Linked DNA regions of Homo sapiens: region 1 is linked to region 2. A link is a contact called in ENCODE Hi-C data. All regions are on one chromosome and are shown on one strand. Each heading gives the region's core, a stretch centred on a gene start or an enhancer-like site at or near the end of the contact. The rest is flanking DNA. Distances are from core to core; before and after follow the strand shown. Region 1 has its middle 69 kb from the start of LINC01365. Region 2 holds the start of ANXA5 (annexin A5).

Region 1 (3,302 bases), core at 398-2,897, 2.0 Mb before region 2:
AGAGGATAAAAAGTGGTGGATACAGCCTGATCACACCAACTAGCTTATAGGCTGTCTTAATACATTCTTTAGTGATTACACATGCTCAAATTCATGAACATCATTGGTTTACAGAAAGCAGCAATGTTTCTAGTATCTTGTATGTTCTAAGAAAAAGCCATTTGCCATTGGAAGGGCCAAAGTAAAACTTCTTCTTCACTCTCTGAAGGTTCACTGAAAAATCAGCTCACAAAAGGCAGATTAATTGGAGAAAAGGCATACAAATCTATTAACATGTATGAGAGACAATCATAGCGTGATTACCCAACATCCCAATGAGGTACAGATACTACTTTGTAGAGGAAAGGGTGATGGAGAAGTGCAGATGATTTTAGCGGGGTAGTAAATGATTTTTAGGGGAATTCAATGGACTTGAAGAGCATACAATGAACTGGGACAAAGTCTACTGGGCCCACAGAGCGGGCAGTGGTTTGTGACAAAATCGTCCAGGTTTGTTGACAGACTTCAGTCTTATTTTCTGTGATGAGCTCAGTTAATAAAATCTCCAGGAAGGGACCAGAGGTAATTATTTTTTATTTGTCAGGTCCAGACTTTAGGCAAATAAGAAACTTCAGAGAACAGATTTATCCTGTGCTTTGGGAGACCCAGAAGATTGAGAGATAGGAGGAGTGGGGAAGAGTAGGTCAGAGAGACCTTGAGCCTCTTCTTCAGTTCAGCATGTCAGAGTGCCATATTTCGGGGTGTTGGTTTCTTTTTTCTTTCTTTTTTTTTTGAGACAGAGTCTCAGTCGGGAGTGCAGTGGCGCGATCTCGGCTCACTGCAACCTCTGCCTCCTGGGTTCAAGCGGTTCTCCTGTCTCAGCCTCCCGAGTAGCTGGGATTACAAACACACACGGCCACGCCCGGCTAATTTTTGTATTTTTAGTAGAGACGGGGTTTCCCCATGTTGGCCAGGATGATCTCGGACTCCTGATCTCAGGTGATCCATCCGCCTTGACCTCCCAAAGTGCTGGGATGACAGGCGTGAGGCACGGCGCCTGGTCCTGGGATATTGGTTTCTAAACCCCAACACCATTTATAACTTTTCAGAGTTAAAGTCAATAGAGTAGAATTTTAGCAAATTGAAGAAAGATAATAGGGTCATAATGTCTACAATCTTACAATGATGCTTGATTCATATTTTTATTAAAGAGCCAATTTAGAGAAAAATTGTAAATAATGGTGATGATGTGAATCAGAGAAGAGGCAAGAGTTCAGCAATATGGAGGCCTTTCACTGCCTATCCTAGAAAACGCTGTTCTTATGTGTTACGTGGAGTATAGATACCAGTGCTTGGGGGGCTGGAGTCTCATTCTGATGCCATAAATTTGATTCTGAGCTTAGATTATTTGTTTAAAGCAGTTATCTGAAGTGAGACAACACTTACAAATAGATAATAGGACTGCTGTTTAAAGTTTCTGAAAAACCACAGAGCAAGACAATGTATTGAAAAGAATAAACAGTGGGGATTTGGAATGATCTTTCTGAATCAATAACAAGTGACAGAAAAGAAAAGAATTACTGATTTTCTAGCTATTTGGAATGACACAACACTTTCTGGGATTCACATTTCATATCAGAGTTGTTTAACCAGCAAAATGCTGAAGTGATTAAATATGAAACCACACAGCTGAGGCTGGAGAAAACTGTTTGTTCAGAAATGCTTCTGGAATGAGACTGCAGCTTTAGTTATTTTTGTTTGGTTGGTCAGTGATGAAATGTGCTATACTCAGCCTGCTAAAGTTATCCACAGAGGAAGGTTTACTTTGGTGGTTTTAAGGTATCTCCTTTCAGAATTTTGATGTGGCAGCACATCCCTTAACAGCTCATTTCCTGAGGGATACTAAACAAGAGGCAAACCTAGGAAAAAAGACAAGTTTAAGATCTCTCACCTCACTGTGAACTCTTTCCATGTTTAAACATAGAAGACACTCTCATAATCTGGCTTCAACTGAACACTGCCACAAAGGCCCTAACTATTTATTACGCAGTGACCCAGGGCCTATTTTTCAACGGAAAAATAAGAGAAGATATCTTTACTAGCTTTGTGCCTTGCCCAAACATGAAACTGAAGCCAAAATGAGTGAAAAGACTTTGTTTTACCTATAACAATTTAGTTAAGAGAAAATTTTTATAGGTTTATGTGCAGAGTCAACATCTTTTGGTTATCCACTGGAAATTTATAACTATACTAATTTATATCACTTTATTAAATATCCATAAAAATCAGGCTGTTAGTTATTGAAAAATAAGGAGCTCACAGTTTGAAAGATGATAGGCATGTGGTATTTTTAATTATATCTAAACTTATAAGTCAGGGGAAATGGTAGATACAGTTTCTAGTGTAAAGCTTAGGTTGGGATTGAAAAGGTAGCATGATTGGTCAGGGCACACCTTGGGGTTTAACATTTTGTGGTGTCTGTTGGGTGCCTTGGACACTGGAGATCTTGGAACTGTATCCTGGAATTGCATATGGAATACAGTCATCACATATGCTTATAGAGTTAGCACTTCATGGCATGCCATGGATATGCTATTGTCATCTGATGTTTTCGTCTTACTTCAATGGTATAATGCAAAATGGTTAATAATGTAAGTTTTTTTCAAATATAAAATTACTTATAAGACACACATATTCTTAAGAAGCCATATTACTAAACCAAGCAAGCTAAATCCTCAAAACAGGAGACGAACAGCAGAAAGGGATTGCAGCTACATGGAGAGACTCACCAATGTGTCTGAATAAAGTGAATATATATTTTTGAAAGACATCATTTCCAACGGTAAAATGAATGGAATTATTTCCTGCTAAGACTAATCTGCTATAATTTGATTGGTCCATATTCTTTAAATGTAATAGCACCAGTTCCTGAAATTCTTAAGTTATTAAAGATACAATATTTTAAAGGTTCTTTTGATCACAGTTAAATTACAGATGATTTTTATTTTTCTTGGCATTTTATAAAAAAGTTAAAAAATAGCTCTTACCAGTGGTGTGCTGGTAAACGTTCACTACCCAGCTTTCAGGGCAGGGTTGGGGATGTCCTGATTCAAAGTATTTGATGATCAACCAGTATGCAATGCTCCCATAATGGCCAAGTTCAAACTACCAATGGGATATCAACCAGCTAGAAAACCTCCAGAAAGTTTAGCAATTGGCTCTCACAAAGCAGGATGCACAGCTCCAGCACACTGACTAAGACTATTTTTGTCTTAGCCGAATATAAGAGCAATCATCATAACTTAGGAGTTTATCAAATTAGT
Region 2 (3,057 bases), core at 490-2,989:
AATATGAGAATTGGTTTACTGTAACATTTAAGTGCAAAAGAGGAGGTAAGAATGGGATCACTGTGTAAGTTTCATAAAGTAATCAACTAATCTTAATCCTCCCATTTTCACTTGGAAAGGACCAAGAAACCTTTTTCAATTTTGATAAGTCAATCTGATAAAAAGTGAACTATAAATAAGAGACAGCATTGTTTTAGCAGTTAAAACACTTGTTTAAAAAAAACTATCTGGACTCTGACAAGCCGGTTAGATTGACAAGATCTGTGAAATCAGTTTTAGAGTTTTTAAGCCCTGGTATCTTATTCACAAAAGACTGTATAACATGGTCAATATTTAAAGACCTTAAACTATCTTCTCTTTCCTACATTTTTGATAAACATTAATAACAGTAAAGAAACCAGGCGCAGTGGGATTACAGTCCTGAGGCCGAGGCGGGAGGATCACTTGAGGCAAGGAGTTTGAGACCAGCCTGGCCAACATGGTGAAACCCCGCCTCTACTAAAAATACAAAATTAGCTGGGCATGGTGGGGCGCCTGTAATCCCAGCTACTTGGAAAGCTGAGACACGAGAATTGCTTGAACCCGGGAGGCAGAGGTTGTAGTGAGCGAGATCACTACGTCACTGGACTCCAGCCTGGGCGACAGAGTGAGACTCCGTCTCAAAAAAAAAGGAAAAAAAAAAAACAGTAAAGAAAGCCTGTAGTAGATTATCAATTTCTGAAACAGTCCCAAGGCAAATTCAATTGAGAACTCGTTCCACGAGTTCATTGCTTAAGAAAAACAGCGCTTGTGTTTAATCTTTTGGATTAAAAAAAAAATCAGAGCCTACGTCCTACAGTTTTAGTAAAACTGGGCTGAGCAACTGGAAAAAGCCAATGCTCAATCACAGTATTAAAATACAGAAAACTTTGCGGAAAAAAAATAAAGGAAGTCGGGGGGCGGGGTGGGGGGGGAATGCGTTCGCCTCACATGACCACGATGAGCTGTTCTTGCTCCGGTTCTAATTTGAGCTACTCTCTGGATTTTGGGGAAGGCCCACTTTTACACATTCACTCATGAAAAGGGAGCGCACACAAATCCGGCCACGTCACCAGCTGTTGCGCGCGAAGGCAGCTTGGCGGCGTCGGTGCTGGTTCCGGAGGGCGCTCAGCGGGAAGAACCGGGACACAGAAACGGGGGCAGGGAAGCAAAGGGGGAACAAGAAAAGTGGAAGCGATGTCCCCAAAGCAGGTTCCCTTTCCTCCTAAACTTTTTGGCTCTCAGACAAATCCTAAAAGTCCCTCGTCGCAGCATACAAAGTTGTGGGTAAATCCAGCGCAGTGGGGGGCGCACGGCCTTACCTGTGCCATGGCGACTACTCAGGTCAGGGGAAGGTGAAGCAGGACTGCAAAAGAGAAGAAACCTCGGGCTTAGCGCGCCATTTGCAACTCGTGCCCTCCCCAAGCGCAGGTCCGCGGGGACCCGGCGGCGCTCAGACAGCCCGGAGGGCCCCGCCACGGGGCCGACCCGCCCTCTCGCAGCTACCGGGACAGCTCTCGGCCGAGCGTCCGCGCGAATCCAGTGCCCCGCGACCACGCTCTCCTCTCCAGAAGGAGCCCCCTCCCCGGGCTGCGACCACTCACCCAGACTGTGGGACCCAAGTGCCCCGAAACCCCGGGAGAGCGGCGGAGAGCCGGGCGACGGTACGCGGGGCGACGCCGAGATGCAGACGCTGAAGGATCCGGCAGCTGCACCTAGACTGATCCAAGCAACGGAAACGCCAGCGGCCCCACCCCGGCCCTGCCCGGCTTGGCCCGTCCCACCCCCGCCAGGGCCCCAACCGCAGGCCGGCCGCGCCAGCCGGGCCCGCCCCTGCCCCGGCCTCAGCGCGCCTGCGTGGGTCGCGGCTCGTCCCAGTTGGTCTCCCGCGGCGCGGACTGTCCCGCTGGTCTCGCGGGCCTGGGTGGGGAGCGGCCGCAGAGCTGCTGGAACCAGGAGGAGGCGCCGCTCCCCCGAGGGCCCCGGAGACCTCTTGTCCTCGCGCCGCGGGAAGGGCCTGGGGAGCTGTCCAGGGCTCGGGGTTTTGGAGGTGCTTGAGCCTCCCTGCCCTCTGTGACCGCAGGAACCGTAGCCTCACTTGGGTGCTCAACATAGTGCGTGGGCGTCTTTTTGGAGGCGAGACAAAATCATCGCAGCTAAGGACAGCGCGCCTTTGTCGATGGGATAGAAAAAACGTGAAAGGAGGGCCGTTTCCCAAGTTGTTTTTGTTTCTGTTTTGTTTTGTTGTTTTGTTGTTGTTTTAATGCCTATTATTGCTTCCTAGATGGCCCTCTCTTAAATGTACAGCCTTCTAGTAGCGTATGTGGGCTATTTGAAAACCTCTGCTTCCAATCAGTTTCTGTTTTCAAAACTAGCCTAGAACTTTAATATGACTTAAATTTGAGCAATGCCTCATATTGGTTCAACATAAAATATATGAGTATATGAGAGAGAGGGGGAGGGAGGGAGAATCTACAGCGTATTGTACTAGCATGGTGCTGTGTTCTGTGAAAGGGCTTTATATGCAAAGCAGCCCCCAAACGCGAAGGAGTCAAGAAACCAAAGAACGAGACAGACAAATCCAGTCTGTAGGTAATAGGGGTGCTATTGGAGGATGTGGTAGACAGAAGCGTGGCCTTGGGCGGCGGCAAGCAGATAAATTTCTGCACTGTTACTCCCCAGACCCTGGCCTTATATACCGTAAGGAAAGAGTATACTGCTCTGTGCAAGACAATTAAAGGCAGCCCTCCGGAACAGGTGAGAATGCCGTATGCTTCATAGCCTACAATGTGGGCAATAGCATCAAGGTTGACATGTTCTTATGCTAAGGACAGTTTAAAAAAAAAATCCTAGGAATCAGGAGGTATTCATGGGACTGGGGTTATTAAAGGTCAACATGGCGGATTAGCATCCGGGATATAATCACTTTTGTCTCCATATGCTGGAAAAGGAAAAGTAGAAGACACAGGGACCTTCTCAGACTTACTGGTGTGGGGAGGGAAGGTGCCAGGGCAGAGGGGGCAAGAGGACAAGTTTGCG

What was found. Hi-C counts contacts between places; a loop is a spot of excess contacts on that map. Pooled maps may share reads with other maps.
Region 1: a loop to region 2 is called in a map of gastrocnemius medialis, with 5 times the contacts of the local background. The contact joins the enhancer-like site here to the promoter of ANXA5 in region 2. A Hi-C loop is called at or near these places in 2 of 168 maps with a recorded cell type or tissue (gastrocnemius medialis and psoas muscle) and 3 of 50 pooled maps.

What each region holds. Positions count from the first base shown.
Region 1 is chr4:119,733,609-119,736,910 of GRCh38, forward strand. No RefSeq gene overlaps it. Among named protein-coding and RNA genes, the nearest start is that of LINC01365, 69 kb to the right of the region's middle. Within about 2 kb of position 1,648, at least 3 of the 41 ENCODE cell types and tissues checked have a DNase peak (open chromatin) inside an H3K27ac peak, as active enhancers do.
Region 2 is chr4:121,695,241-121,698,297 of GRCh38, forward strand. ANXA5 (annexin A5) reads right to left here and starts at 1,740. Exons shown (of 13, transcript NM_001154.4): 1 at 1,623-1,740; 2 at 1,341-1,384. The coding sequence starts at 1,349. RefSeq lists a silencer at 1,689-2,108.